Regions from separate parts of the Homo sapiens genome. Here region 1 is linked to region 2. A link is a loop called in an ENCODE intact Hi-C map of the cell type or tissue named here. Cell type or tissue: heart right ventricle. All regions are shown on one strand.

Evidence for each region. Peaks named below come from ENCODE experiments on the same cell type or tissue, not always from the same donor. Only the 100,000 strongest peaks of a DNase experiment are listed, where the experiment ranks them.
Region 1: a loop joins it to region 2, with 6 times the contacts of the local background. A loop is called at or near these places in 2 of 110 quality-filtered maps.

The regions. Positions count from the first base shown.
Region 1 is chr4:87,823,848-87,831,847 of GRCh38, forward strand. It overlaps a transcript of MEPE not described here. Among named protein-coding and RNA genes, the nearest start is that of MEPE, 5.1 kb to the right of the region's middle. In heart right ventricle, no CTCF peak of the experiment used is centred here; no DNase peak of the experiment used is centred here.
Region 2 is chr4:87,487,533-87,495,532 of GRCh38, forward strand. SPARCL1 (SPARC like 1) reads right to left here. Exons shown (of 11, transcript NM_004684.6): 3 at 7,449-7,595; 4 at 6,050-7,066; 5 at 4,086-4,158; 6 at 3,228-3,346; 7 at 2,741-2,861. Among named protein-coding and RNA genes, the nearest start is that of SCPPPQ1, 20 kb to the left of the region's middle. In heart right ventricle, no CTCF peak of the experiment used is centred here; no DNase peak of the experiment used is centred here; H3K27ac peaks cover 7,286 bases.

The DNA of each region.
Region 1 (8,000 bases), 340 kb after region 2:
ATGAAGCAATGACTTGGACATTTTGTTTATCCATGTACAGTGTAGCAAATATTTTCTGCCCTAGCTCTTTAAAATACTTAGTGGGTTAGAAACTCATTAACTTGATTTGTTGGTTGAAGAATAAAGGTTCTCATGCAAATTACATTCTGTTACATCCTGGTCTTTCTCAGGAGGCTTCTCCCTTGTATCTCATGGTTCCCAGGGTCCAGGAAGATAAGACCACCATTAATATGTACAGAATTCATCTTATCTCTTTTTAAAATATAAATTCTGCCCTCACTATTTTAATAAGGGGTCAGCAAGCTTTCACTAAAAAGCAAAAGTCAGCAAACTTCTTTTTTAAAAGACCAGATAGAAAGTATTCTTGGCTTTGCAGAATTTGTGCTGTCGATTTTACAGAACTAACCTACAGCTAGAACCAAGATCAAGCTTCCCCTCAGCTGGCTAAGTGGTGAGACATACCTGATCATTCTTGTTACAGAATTCTGAAAGACAGTATAGTGAAAAAGTTACCTTTAAATATTATTTATCAAAGATAATACTTCTTGCTGTGCCTAGGTCCTGGAACTGTCAGAAACATCAAATAGCTGCAGAGGGTGGATTGCTTTGCAGGCTATATGGTTTCTGTCACAATTACTCAACTCTGACACTGTAGTGAAAGCAGCCATAGACAATTCGTAAACAAATGAACATGACTGTGTTCCAATAAAACTTTATCTGCCAAAACAGGTGATGAGTCAGATTTGGCCCACAGGCCATAGTTCACTGATCCCCTTTTAGATGATTGTATAAACTATGATCATTTTGAAAATGTTGTTGTCATTAATCACTTAAGAGATAAATTGTATCTTTTTCTCTTTTCTTTGTGTTTTTTTTGTTTGTTTGTTTTCAATTTGAAGCTTTGTCCTTTGCTTCAAACTTTGTTTAAAAACTCAGGAACATTTCTGATGTTTGATAGAGCAACCTGAGGATTTTCTCCTTTCTGCAGCTACATATTTATGTATTAGTTTTATTTTTTGAGACAGGGTCTTGCTCTGTCACCCAGGCTGGAGTGCAGTGGTGCAATCACAGCTCACTGCAGGCTCGACCTCCCAGGCTCAGGTGATCCTCCTGCCTCAGCGGCCCCAAGAGCTGGGACTACAGGTGTGCACCACCACACCAGGGTAATTTTTGTATTTTCTAGTAGACAAGGTTTTGCCATGCTGCTGAGGCTAGTCTCCATCTCTGGCTCAAGCAATCCACCCTCTGCAGCTATTTGATGAGATGTTTCTGACAGTTCCAGGACCTAGGCACAGCAAGAAGTATTATCTTTGATAAATAATATTTAAAGGTAACTTTTTCACTATACTGTCTTTCAAAATTCTGTAACAAGAATGATCAGGTATGTCTCACCTCTTAGCCAGCTGAGGGGAAGCTTGATCTTGGTTCTAGCTGTAGGTTAGTTCTGTAAAATCAACAGCACAACCATTACTCCTGCTACATAAAATGGGCCATGATCAAATCCAGTACACCAAACATTCTGAGAATAACTGTCAGTGAATGCCCAATACCTGAATTACACCCGGGGTATGTCTTAGGCACACTGTATTCTCCAAAAATGACTGAAACGTTATCTCCCATTCCTCAAGCTATTCTGCAATGTGAGGCTGCCACTTCTCCATCAAGGTGTGAGGCCTATTTCTGCACCCGCTTCAATCTGACAGTTTTGACGAACAAGTGGAGAGTAACTGTGCAACAGTCCCAGGCTTAGGCCATAAAACTAGCCTGTCAATCTCTGCTTTCAATTTGCATGGAAACTTTTATTCTTAGACCAACAAATCCAGTTAATTAATTTTTAACCGACTATCTTTTTTTCTTCAACTTTTAAGGTCTGTACATGCGCAGGATGTGCGGGTTTGTTAACGCAGGTAAATGTGTGTCATGGTGATTTACTGCACAGTACCTCCTATCGCCTAGGTATCAAGCCCAGCATGCATTAGCTATTATTCCTGATACCCCACCTCCAACAGGCCCCAGTGTGTGTTTTTCCCCTCCCTGTGTCCATGTGTTCTCATTATTCAACTCCCACTTATAAGTGAGAACGTGCAGTATTTGGTTTTCTGTTCCTGCATTGGTTTGCTGGGGATAATGGCTTCTGGCTCCATCGATGTCCCTGCAGAGGACATGATCTCATTCTTTTTTATGGCTGCATAGTATTCCATGGTGTACACATGCCACATTTTCTTTATCCAGTATATCATTGATGGGCATTTATATCATTTTCTTTATCCAGTATATCATTGATGCACATTCATGTCTTTGCTATTGTGAATAGTGCTGCAATAAACATACATGTGCATGTTTCTTTATAATAGAATGCTTTATATTCTTTATATTCTTTTTTTTTTTTTGAGACAGAGTCTTACGCTGTCATCAGGCAGGGGTGCAGTGCCATGATTTCCACTCACTACAACCTCTGCCTCCCGGGTTCAAGGGATTCTCCTGCCTTAGCCTCCCAAGTAGCTAGGACTGCAGGTGCACACCACCACAACAGTTTTTTTTTTTGTTTTTGTTTTTTGTTTTTGTTTTTTTTTGCTAGAGATGGGGTTTCAACATGTTGGCCAGGATGGTCTCGATCTCTTGACCTCGTGATCTGCTACATTCCTTTGGATATATACCCAGTAATGGGATTGCTGGGTCAAGTGGTATTTCTGCCTCTAGGTCTTTGAGGAATTGCCACACTGTCTTCCACAATGGTTAACTAATTTATACTCCCACCAACAGTGTAAAAGCATTCCTTTTTATCTGCAGCCTCACCAACATCTGTTGTTTTTTTGACTTTTTAATAATAGTAATTGTGACGTGTGAGATGGTATCTCATTGTGGTTTTGATTTGCATTTCTGTAATGATCAGTGGGGATGTTGAGCTTTTTTTCACGTATTTGCTGGCCACATGTATGTCTTCTTTTCTAAAGTGTCTAATTATGTTCTTTCCCCACTTTTTAATGGGGCTGTTGGTTTTTGTTTTTTTCTTGTAAATTTGTTTAAGTTTCTTATAGACTCTGGATATTAGACCTTTGTCAGATGGATAGATTGCAAACATTTTTTCCCATTCTGTGGGTTGTCTATTCACTCGGATGATAGATTCTTTTGCTGTGCAGAAGCTCTTTAGTTTAATTAGATCCCATTTCTGACTGAGCATTTTAAATCCTGAGCTACCATATAGGAAGTCCAGCCTATTCTGCAGGACAGAGTGATCATGTGGAGAAGCACTGTGGCATATCGGATGTGCAGCTCAGTCAAGTTTTGGGATGACTCTTGCACCCCATCTCTGACTGTGCCATTTGAGAAATCACAAGTGAGAATCATGCAGCTGAGCCAAGTCAACACACAGAACCTTGAGAGAAAACAGTGAATTTGTATTTCAAACTACGAAAAGTTTTAAGGTGGTATGTTTATAGCAACAGATAACTGGAACAGGAACTGACAAGCATAGAGAAAATCTGGGTTGGTGAGAATTAAGGAATTCATGAAAAAAGAGATAAAATAAAATGATAACACAATGCAGATAAACATGGAATTAAAAATAAGCTAAGACGATATACACCCTAATTTGGTAAGAAAATATTAATACATGTTCGATACAATGAATAGCTAGCTGGTAAAAGTCCTCAAGTTCTGTATCCTGAGAAGAAGATTCTTGGTCTTGAAAAACAAAACAGCAACCTCTGAAAAAGACTATTATGAGGGTAAGAGATATTTTCCTCTTGAGGTCACACAACAAAGTTTTGCAGCCACTTCCAGCAATGTCACCATGTCCTGAAGGAAAGGGCTAGCATCATTATAATTATATTTTAACTACATCCTCTGAGTTACATTTTAAGGTGGAGTAAGACATCTCTCTAATATAAAAATAAAAGCAAATTATATTGACATGTCTTCTCTTTGCTTGTAATAGAGGAATGGGTAAACAAAAAGCCCAGAGGAATGAACACAGCTAACTTCATGCTCTGCTGTGACCCTCCATGATTCTGCATCTGGCTGAAATTTTTATGGCTTCTGTTGAAATTCCCAAATGCTGACAGAAAAAATAATAACTAAAAATAAAATTAATTTGAGGGTAAAGGAGAAAGTTGGTTGTAAGTGATGCTTTAGAAAAGGTGACCTTTTTGAGCTTAGGATGATTATTGATACTCATGAATGAACACGTTTAAAATGAAAACATTCCTTCTGCTAAAAACAGGGCAAGACTCCCAGCACACTCATTCTGGACTCTTATTTTGGATATCAGTGGGAAGTAAATACTTCTATGAAATGCCTAAAGCCTTGACCAATCTAAGCATCTGTATGGTAAAGAAGAGATTACTCAACATGGACCCCTCTGTTCTATTCACAACACTTCAAAGACTTCCCCACTGATCCAGGAGGGGAAATACTGTATATTTGTAATGTATGTAAATTAGAAGATAGAGAGTTATTTTGGCAAGTTAGAACATACAGAAAAGTATATTGTATATGTAAAACAGAAACTTATTTTAGTTAGAACATATGGAAAAGTGTATTGTGTGAGTCTGTCTAAAATGATGACAGAGAAATGTGTTACCTTAATAGAGTCAAGAATAAATTGGGGACCATGATAGCAGGGGAAAAAGGACTTCCTAGAATACTAAGTTTAAAAAAAAATGTATACCAAAGCAATTAATCCCAGAGCACAAGTACAGAAAAGATGGGTCCTAGAAATAGATGAGAAAATAAAACAAACAAACAAAAAAGCCTTATTCCTGGGTGAGAGTCTAATAGCTGGAACTGATAGTATAGGTTCCTAGTTAGCTAGCATTTTATATGATTGTTCACACTCAAGTGATCGATAAGAAATGAAAAACCCACGACAGGATGAAGCATGTTCCATGGAGTACTTCCTTCCAGATTCTCTTTGAGGAGCAACTCTGTGTGTCAGTCTGACCCAGCAAAGTCAGGCTAGGTGCATCATTGGTGGAGGTGTCCATTTTTGAACCAGGAACGAGGAACCAGAAAAAAGTTCAAGTGTCCATTTCTTTCCCTTCTCAGTTGTTTCCCATTTTTCTTTGTTTTGTTTTGTTTTCCAGTTAAATAGAGATGGTGTGAAGATACATATTTTTTTTACAGACTCCTGGTTTTAACTTCAGTTATTGGTTCCTTAGAAATGCCATGGCAAAACTCTCTATTATACAATAACCTTTAGGAAACTTATATTGAGTTTTTGAAGTTCAATTTCAACACAGAGGGCAAGTTTTAAGAGGGTAGAAGTAAAAATCTCTACTGCATGGAACTTAGGCAAAGGATCATTCTCCTAATTTTTTTTCCCCAGAATTTCTTCTCTGCAACCTTCTAGCCAGAATAGGCTCTCATTTTTTTTTGCTTTTGTCAATTGTAGGTTCTAAATTTAAAACTCAAGTTGAATTTTTTTATGTAGCTTTGAATTCATTTTAGCTTTGAGAGCAGTATATTTAGCTACTGCCAGTTCACCCCTTGGTAGGACTAGTAGCTAAGCCAGTTTTTTTCTCTTAAAACTCTATAAATTTTCTTATCCTAGAACACAGGTTTTTCTAGATCATAATTAATTTTCCATCACTCAAATGAAAGGGAAATCTTTTTCATGCACACTGAAATTTATTTGAAACTAAGAAAAATGCATTTGAGGAATATCTGAAATTATTTATAAAATTATAGCAATAAAAAAATGAACATTTCCTAAGGCACATATCAAGTGTTTGCTCTATAACTGGATCATTCAAAATATAAAGTTAATGTTATGAAACAGTGTAACAGCTTAAAACACTGCATTATATACACATTATTATAGAAATTCCTGAATTATTTATTGCTTCAATAGCATATCCAAAGTTGAAAATGAGCATTTTTTGTGGATTTCACTTGTCTTCCATTTAGAAAGCTCTATATTTCCATTCAGTCTCAGAGTTGGCTGAACACTCTTTGTTGCCTTCTTTCCTTCCTTGACTTCCATTCCCTTGTTAGCTCCTTTCTATATCACCCAAATCCTTTTTTTTTTTTTTTTTGGACTTTGCTGAAATTCTGGTCATGGATACTGTGCTCCTTATTTTCAGTTGGAGAAACTGAGGCACAGAAAAGTTCAAATTAGTTGTTTAATCAACTTGCCACAGTAAACAGGTGGTAGAGTCAGGATTTGAACTCAAGTCTGTTTGCCTCCAAAGCTACTAGAGTTCTAGAGTTCAATATTTCCACTGTCAATGACAATATTCAAATATTCTAAAATCTATGCTTGAATGGTTGTAAGTCAACAGTGGCCCCACCCAATAGCTCAAACCTAGTCCTGGAAGATGTTCTTAAAAGCAGTTCTGTAAAAGCAGAACTACTGTTTGATCCAGTAATCCCATTACTGGGTATATACCCGGAGGAATATAACACATTCTTCCATAAAGACACATGCACACGGCTGTTCATTGCAGCCCTGTTCACAATGGGAAAGACATGGAATCAACTTAAATGCCTATCAGTGACAGACTGGATAAAGAAAATGTGGTATGTATACACCATGGAATATTATGCAGCTATAAAAATGAAAGAGATCATGTCCTTTGTGGGAACATGGCTGGAGCTGGAGGCCATTATCTTCAGCAAACTAACGCAGGAACAGAAAACCAAATACCACATGTTCTCACTTATAAGTGGGAGCTAAATGATAAGAACTTATGAACACAAAGAAGGAAACAACAGACATTGGGGTCTACTTGAGGGTGAAGGGTGGGAAGAAGGAGAGGAACAGAAAAGATAACTATTGGGTACTGAGCTTAATACCTGGGTGATGTAGTAATATGTACAACAAACCCCAGGGACATGTGTTTATCTATGTAATGAACCTTCACATGTACCTCCAAACCTAAATAAAAATTTTTTTAACAAGAAGACATGAGGTGAGGGAGAGGAGGAAAAGCAGCTCTGGATACTCAAAAGAGGAACAGCAGAATTTAGATATGATAAAAAAAAAAAAAGAGAGAGTTAGCTTGACCTAGAAAAGGCACCATTTTCTCAGGTAGAACTTATGAAATACTGTTTTGTTTGTGTTTTATGTTTTGGTTTTTGTCTATTTGGAGGGTTGAGATAAATTGACAGTTTACACTTAAATCTTATTATATATCATTTGTATATATAATATACAACTGTTAAAGGTGTGTTTCACTGTAGGTAGTTCTTATCACAAAGTATAGGTTAAATAACTCTTACATAATTTCTTATTGATGCTTTAATATATAGTCATAATGTCAATGACCTTTACAGGTATTATAATATTTTTATATTAAGTGGAACCTCTCAAACTATTACAATTATTTTGGTAGCCAGTTTGGGCAAAACAAGAGAGCAGGCAATCGCACTGGAAAGGCTTATTCTAGTATAGGTTTGTTACTTGTTTCATTAAGAAATTGAGTGTCTTAAATTGTCCATCTTATAAAATTTGTCTAAATCCAAACTCACAATATTTTCCTCAAAACCATTTTCTTCTGCATTTTTTCCAATATGAAGAAAAAATCAACTTTACTCTTCCAGTTGCTCAGGTCAAAACCTTGGTGTCATCCTGATTCTTGATTGTTTTCTCACAGGCCACATCTGGTACCTCAGCAAATCCTATTACCATTTTTCCCCAAACTTCTTCAGAATATGACCACGTCTCATCATCCCTTCTGCCGCACTCAGGTTCAAGCCTCCATCATCTCTGGCTGGGATTATTACAAGAGCTTCCTAGCCATTCTCTCTGCCTTTTTCCTACTTCAGTCACTCCTCAATCATGCCTGTGCTTAAAACCTCCAAGGACTTTTCTTCTCACTCATAGCAATGTCAAAAGCATTGCAATGACCTACAGGTCCTATACCATCTGCCATCTAATACCCTTCTGACCTCATTTGTTGCTATTCCCCTTGCTCAGGCCTCCAACCAAAGTGGCCTCTTCTCTGTTCCTGGAACAAGTCACAAGGCTTTTATTTCTGGGGCACTATTTTTCTTATTTC
Region 2 (8,000 bases):
CTTCATTTCAACCTTGGTGAATCTGACAATTATGTGTCTTGGAGTTGCTCTTCGTGAGGATTATCTTTGTGGTGTTCTCCGTATTTGCTGAATTTCAGTGTTGGTCTGTCTTGCTAGGTTGAGGAAGTTCTCCTGGATAATATCCTGAAGAGTGTTTTCCAACTTGGTTCCATTCTCCTCATTACTTCCAGGTACACCAATCAGATGTAGGTTTGGTCTTTTCACAGAGTCTCACATTTCTTGGAGGCTTTGTTTATTCCTTTTCATTCTTTTTTCTCTAATCTTGTCTTCATGCTTTATTTCATTAAGTTGATCTTCAATCTCTGATATCCTTTCTTCCACTTAATCGATTTGGATATTGATACTTGTGTATGCTTCACGAAGTTCTCGTGCTGTGTTTTTCAGCTCCATCAGGTCATTTATGTTCTTCTCTAAACTGGTTATTCTGGTTAGCAATTCCTCTAACCTTTTTTCAAGGTTCTTAGCTTCCTTGTATTGGGTTATAACATGTTCCTTTAACTCAGAAGAGTTTGTTATTACCCATGTTCTGAAGCCTACTTCTGTCACTTCCTCAAACTCATTCTCCATCCACTTTTGTTCCCTTGCTGGCAAGGAGTTGTGATCCTTTGGAGGAGAAGAGGCATTCCCATTTTTGGAATTTTCAGGCTTTTTGTGTTGGTTTTTCCTCATCTTCATGGATTTTCTGCCTTTGGTCTTTGATGTTAGTGGCCTTTGGATGGGGTTTTTGTGTGGATATCTTTTTTGTTGATGTTGATGCTATTCCTTTCTGTTCATTAGTTTTCCTTCTAAGAGGCCCCTCTGCTGCAGGTCTGCTGGAGTTCACTCAAGGTCCATTCTAGACCTTGTTTGCCTGGGTGTCACCAGCAGAGGCTTCAGAACAGCAAACATTGCTGCCTGTTCCTTCCTCTGGAAGCTTCGTCCCAGAGGGGTACCTGCTAGATGCCAGCCAGAGCTCTCCTGTATGAGATGTCTGTCGACCCCTGCTGGGAGGTTTCTCCCAGTCAGGAGGCATGGGGGTCAGGGACCCACTTGAGGAGGCAGTCTGTTCCTTAGCAGAGCTTGAGTGCTGTGCTGGGAGATCTGCTGCTCTCTTCAGAGCTGGCAGGCAGGAACATTTAAGTCTGCTCTGCCCACAGCCGCCCCTTCCCCCAGGTGCTCTGTCCCAAGGAGATGGGAGCTTTATCTATAAACCCCTGACTGGGGCTGCTGCCTTACTTTCAGAGATGCCTTTCCCAGAGAGGAAGAATCTAGAGAGGCAGTCTAGCTACAGTGGCTTTCTGGTGCTGCCGTGGGCTCCACCCAGTCCGAACTTCCTAGCAGCTTTGTTTACACTGTGAAGGGAAAACCGCCAACTCAAGCCTCAGTAATGGTGGATGCCCCTCCCCCCCACCAAACTCAAGCATCCCAGGTCAACTTCAGACTGCTGTGCTGGCAGCAAGAATTTCAAGCCAGTGGATCTTAGCTTGCTGGGCTCTGTGGGGGTGGGATCCACTGAGCTAGACCATTTGGCTCACTGGCTTCAGCCACATTTCCAGGGAAGTGAACAGTTCTGTCTTGCTGGCATTCCAGGTGCCACTGGGATATGGAAAAAAACTCCTGTAGCTAGCTCGGTGTCTGCCCAAATGGTGGCCCAGTTTTGTGCTTGAAACCCAGGGTCCTGGTGGTGTAGGCACCCGAAGGAATCTCCTGGTCTGTGGATTGCGAAGACTGTGGGAAAAGCGTAGTATCTGGGCCAGAATGCACTGTCTTTCGCAGCACAGTCCCTCACAGCTTCCCTTCGCTAGGGGAGAGAGTTTCCCGATCCCTTGCAGTTACTGGGTGAGGCAACACCCCACCCTACTTTGGCTCCCCCTCTGTGAGCTGCACCCACTGTCTAACCAGTCCCAATGAGCTGGGTACCTCAGCTGGAAATGCAGAAATCACCCTCTTTCTGCGTTGATCTCACTGGGAGCTGCAAACCAGAGTGGTCCTTATTTGGCCATCTTGCCAGCCACCAATGACGTTGCCATTTTTTGAGGCCACTATCTCAAAGAGAGTTTGTGGTGGCAAAGGAGCAGAGGATGGAGAACCATACCCCAGCTCTTGAATGCTTCTGCCCAGAACTCACATAGATGACTTTTTTCACATTTCCCTGGACAAAGCAAGATATATGGTCATACCTAACGTCCAGGAGGCTGACATGTTTCATCCTCTCCTGTGTCTGGAAGGGGAGGAGACCCGGAAACATTAGTGAGCACTGCTAATGTGGAGAATCACTTAGTGGTAAGGGGAGCCAAACACAATTGAGAATATCCTGGGGAAGGAAGACAGCCTTAAAACACTTCTGGAAAAATGTGTTGTCAGAGACTTCTTGGCAAAGGCTTAACTTAAATTGGGAAGAGGGCAAATAATGTAGCAAAATTCCAGTGATTCAACTCTGTGATTAAGTGGATAGCATTATCATAGTGGTTCTGAGCCCTGGCTGCACATTAGAATTGTCTAGGTTACTTCAAAAACAAATAAAAAAAACAATGTCAGGATTCCAACCTAGTTCAGTTAAATCAGAATCTCCTACGGTTAAGGCCTGAGAGTTCTTATTTTTTAAGTTTCTCCAGTTGATAATTTTTGTGTTCAGAACTACATCAGCTTTTCCCTGTTTGCATATAGATAATTCAGGCATGTCCAGATTCACCCCAAGCCCTCTCAGAGATGATGGTTGACAGGAGGGACATAATCTTACATTTGCAGGCTCCAAAATAATCCAGCTGGAGTTGATGCCCCTTTTTGGTCCCCTCCAGTCTGCATTTAGTAGCGAATAGATGACAGGAACTAGCATAGGTCTGATTGTCAGTGCCACAAACCTATGGAAGATAAGTAGAAGAAAAAGCTGATAGAGCCAAATGCTCACTGGAAGACACTCTGCTCCTTAAAGCTCATATGCTGATAACAGCGCTGTGCCAAAGATGTGGTCAGGTAGGTGAGACTATTAAAATCGTAATTGTTCCATTTGGCATCAAAAAAATCAACTAAACTGTACCAACGGTGATGACAATTTAGCTCTAGATAAGCTCAGTAGAATGAAAACTGCAGATGTTCCAAATATCCCAAATAACCAAATGATAACCTAGGTATCTACCTTTTTTAAGCAAAAATTTCAATGGCAAATATTTTTATTTCAGTCACTAACCTTTTGGAGCCACTTAAAGACTATTTTGCAGAATACTTACTTGATCAAGGGGTTTTGTTGGAGGACAAGTCACTGGATCCTGGCAGACACAGTGAGGTTTTCCCTGTTGGTCTGCCTTACAGATGTGGCCTCTTTTACACTGGAAGCTCATGCAAGAATCTAACAGAAAAGATTGGGCAGGAAGCATGGACAAAGTTAAATTGAGTATGTAAATACAAATTCACTCAACTAGTTTCATTTTCACTAATGAAGGGGAAATTTTGAAGTCCTTGAAATTTGCAAATTTGGAAGTGGGAAGACATTGGAATCCTCTTTAATTGATGTGTTAATGTCAGATGGAACCTTCTATTTTACATGATAATTTTACTGATTATTTTACATGATAATCTAGATTTCCTCTTGCAGCAGTTTGGATTGGAGATGTGCAAAGAACAGACAGCTCTTCTATGCCTGAGATGGTCATAGTCTGAAGTCCTTAGTGCAACGTTGTGCAAGCTGGTCAGAAGTGAAATAAGGCTGAAATTCAAAATGTTTGTGATAGGGGGAGGAATAAGGTCCTTTATCAAGTATGGGATATAAATTCATCAGCAAGTTACAGATTTGAGAATAAATAAGATAGAATTAAGTCTTTTCAGAAGCAAAAGGATTTAAGGAAGAACTCTAGCCCTTTCACTAATATCTCAACAGGGCTTCCAGTTTGCAAACACATTTACCCATTGTTGTATATCAAGTATGCACAAGAAAATGTCAACAATTTATGGGAGCATTTCCTTGGGGAGGACTGGGGAGAGAAAAAATTCTGTGCAGCATTCACAAAGGATGGAGGGACAAGCCCAAAGTGGCAGATTCCATTTCTTCCTTGATATAGTCACAAACAGCTTGCTTCATGCATACTCACCCACAGCATGCACCCTCATGTTGCCTTCACTTGACGTTTCCTCCTCATTTGATGAGTTCTCTGCTTTCTTGGCCTTTAGAATAACAAGAGCAAAAGTTAAAATCTACTAAGAGGAGAGCCATTACTTAATTTATATTTCCACTGTGCATACTTTCACGAGTATTTTTCATGCTCAAATCATTTCAAATCTCAGAAAGGGAAACCAGGCTGGGTGTGGTGGCTCACATGTGTAATCCCAGCACTTTGGGAGGCCAAGGTGGGAGGATCACTTGAGCCCAGGAGTTTAAGACCAACCTGGGCAACATAGGGAAACTCCATCTCTACCCACCCCCCCCCCCAAAAAAAAAAAAATTAGCTGGGCATGATGGTGCATGCCTGTGGTCCCGGTTACTCAGGAAGCTAAGGTGGGAGGACTGCTAGAGCCCAGGAGGTTGAGGTTGCAGTAAGCTGTGATTGCATCACTACACTCCAGCCTAGGAGACAGAGCAAGACTCCATCTCTAAAAACAAAACAAAACAGAAAAAAAAGAAGAAATGGAGCCTGTAATCCCAGCACTTTGGGAGGCTGAGGTGGGTGGATCACCTGAGGTCAGGAATTCGAGACCAGCCTGACCAACAAGGTGAAACCCTGTCTCTACTAAAAATACAAAAATTAGCTGGGCATGGTGGCAGGCGCCTATAGTCCCACCTACTTGAGTGGCTGAGACAGGAGAATTGCTTGAACCTGGGAGGCAGAGGTTGCAGTGAGCCGAGATTGCGCCACTGCACTCCAACCTGGGTGAAGGAGTGAGACTCCGTCTCAAAAAAAAAAAAAAAAGAAAAAAGAAAGGGAAATCAGTCACAACTGTGGAGGTAGACAGTAACCCTTGGAGAACAGGACCCATTTCTATCTTTATCAGTGAGATTTAGTGCGTTATCTCTGGGGATTACTCAATAAGACTTGGAGTCTCCTCTTTGGATTTGAGAAAACACTAGAAATGTAGTATTATCTTGTGATTTTGTAGTTAAGCCAGAGTTACATTGGAAATCTCTCTGAATTTGTTGGTAAAGCTTTCATACCAGGCTTTTAAGGTATAAGAAAACTCCTACGTTAGAGTGGCAGCAGAGTTCTCAGTAACTGAGGTTACCATTGACCTTGTGTACCAAAATCTGTGCCAAGTCCTGCTGGCACAGGACTTTGTGGCTGCCAGGATTTTGAATGAAAGCTCCAAATATGCTTCCTCCCTGCCCCGATCCTGCTGTAGTTTCCAGATTATCATTTTGGTATGTGTTTGCTTAATAAAGTAGGACCTTAATCTTTATAACTAATTCAACAAACATTGTTGGCTCTTTTGTTATGTCAGAGACATTTTGTTGGACACTGGTGATTCAACTCGAAAACAATATGGCATCTGCTTTCAAGGCATTAGAGCAGCAGTTGCCAGTATCTCCTATCCTTCAGATCTGTCATAATTTATCATTCCAGCTAGTTCCAGGGACTTTCAATGGCCAATATCTGCATTTCCGTGCCTGAAAAATCATGGAAATTGACCTGGCTCACTCAAGGGACAGGCTGGAAATGCTGGGAAATTAATACCCCTCTAGCAATCCTCAGCCAAAAGAAGTACCCTAGCTCCTTCAGTCGCCAAATGGAATACTTCTGAGAAAATGTCTTTACATGGCTTGAATGATGTTCCTTTTATTAGCTTCCTTTCCTTCTTGTGTTACTTCTGCACTCCTCTTTGTTCCCTGTGCTTCTTAAATAAACAACACTCAAATCCAAGATCTGCATCTACGGGAACTCAAATAAAACAGGCATTCTCAGCCTAATGATAGAGATAGACCTAAAAAGAAATAACTGTAATATATTTTAGTAATGTACTAGTAGACATCCATACAGGACACTGTGAGAGCACAGAGAAAGGTCATGACTGTTTATTGATAATGCTGGCTTTATTGGACAAGGACCATTTAAAATAATTTTACCTCTTGGTGCTCTCCAGGCTCAGTGGTACCTATATTTTCATTTTCATGTACTTTTTCTCTTTGCTCCTCAATTTTGAGGTGATAGGCAATGGATTGAGCTCTCTCGGCCTCCAGAAAGGCCTGGCTTGGGATGAAGTAGTCATCACTTGCACTGTGCCTGGGGCCATCAGTGCCGCCATCATCGCCATCATCATCGCCATCATCATCAACTCCATGATTTCTGGGCGTGGTATTACCATCATCAGTAGGTTCCATGAGCAGAGCCTCAGAAACAGTCTTTTCTTCTGTCTCTTTGTGGTTGCTGATAGCTTCTAGGCCAGTTTTACCCTCTTGACTCTGCCATTCAGTTTCTTGAATGTGCTTATTGACGTTCGATGCATTTTCCTCTTCCATTTCTGCATTGGAGTTATCTTCTTGTTCTTGGTTACCCTGATCAAATTCATCCTCCTGCATCTTGCTTACTTGAGTTGGTTGATCAGACTCTTCCAAAATATCATCAGATTGGGTATTGTCTTCCTCCTGCTTGCTGTTAGCATGCTCCCTGGGCAATTCTGTCTTTCTTTCTTGGTTATCATTGTGGGTACCAACTTCACCTGGCTCTTTTTCTTCTTCCTCTTCTCCATTGGAAATATTTGGATCCTGCTCTTGGTTTCCTTGATCCCTTAGGCCTTGGCTATGTTTACTGCTCCTGTTCAACTGATGATGTGAATAATTTCTAGGTTGTTCTTGGTTTTCCTCTCTCTTTGTGATACTTTCTTGTTGGTTAGAATCTGTGAAGGAACTAACACCAGGAGCCAAAAAATCAGTGTTCTCTGAGAGTTTTTTCTCCTGAGGCTCACTCATATCTTCTTTTATGTCCAATGTACCTTCAGTTGGTGCATACTCCAAATTCACACTTAAGTGACCATCACTGTCCTCTTGATCCTTCAATCCCAGCTCTTGGCTAGAACTCTTGCCCTGTTCTGCTGACTGTTCATGGCTTTCCTCTTTTGACTTTAGTACTGATGATTTTTCAGCCTTAAAAGAAAAAAAAGTTCATTCTTCAAACAAATGATAATGTAACCATATTTATGCCTAAGGTAACATTTAATATTCATTATTCTTTTTCTTCACACACTATCATGTAAACATGTTTATAATATTCCTCACACTCTGTAGCCACAGGTTTAAACTGAATTTGGATTTTATAAAATGAAACAAGTATACAGCAGCTCAGCCCAAGTAGTAAAACTCATTAATCCTCATCATTCTTCTAGTGATTGGAGGCAGTTGAGGTGATCATCATGTTTTAAAAAAATTAAACTGAGACATAAATAACATAATCTCTTTTACCATGCTTTGAAACTAAGACCTTTGGAGAATTAAAAAATTGTATTAATATAAATGATGTTACTTTTACCTTATGGTGGGAATCGTCTTCTGTGGATACTGCTGTTTCTTTTTCATTTTCTTCAGCTTCAGCCCTTAAACTGGGGATTGCAGTGTTGTCAGGTGCTACCGTTTCAGCAGTTGGTTTGGAATGATCAGATAATAATCTTGCATTTGTCTGAAAAAATTAAAAACTGGTTTTTGTTATTCATGTCTGGATGCTAATTTACAAATTTGCTAGTTACTCTTGTTGTCATCATTATTAGTAGCAATATACTTCATTTATACCAACAATTTAAAAATATTCTCTAGAGTTTTTGAGGATATAAGCAGATGCCTAGAACAGAATGTTAAGTGGAAGCAGAATCTCAATTGTGTTTAAGAAAAAGTTATTTATGCAGAGACTGGGTGAAAATAAAACAAAATGCATTTAAATAATGGTAACTTTGAGTTTTGAAATTATTTTCTGTGTTTTTTAAACTTTTGCAAAGCATTTGTACTTTACAATTTTGGAAAGTGTTGTTTAGCAGAAAGTTGAAGTCAAATAAAATTAACCATAGGATATAGTATTGTACATTTGCCT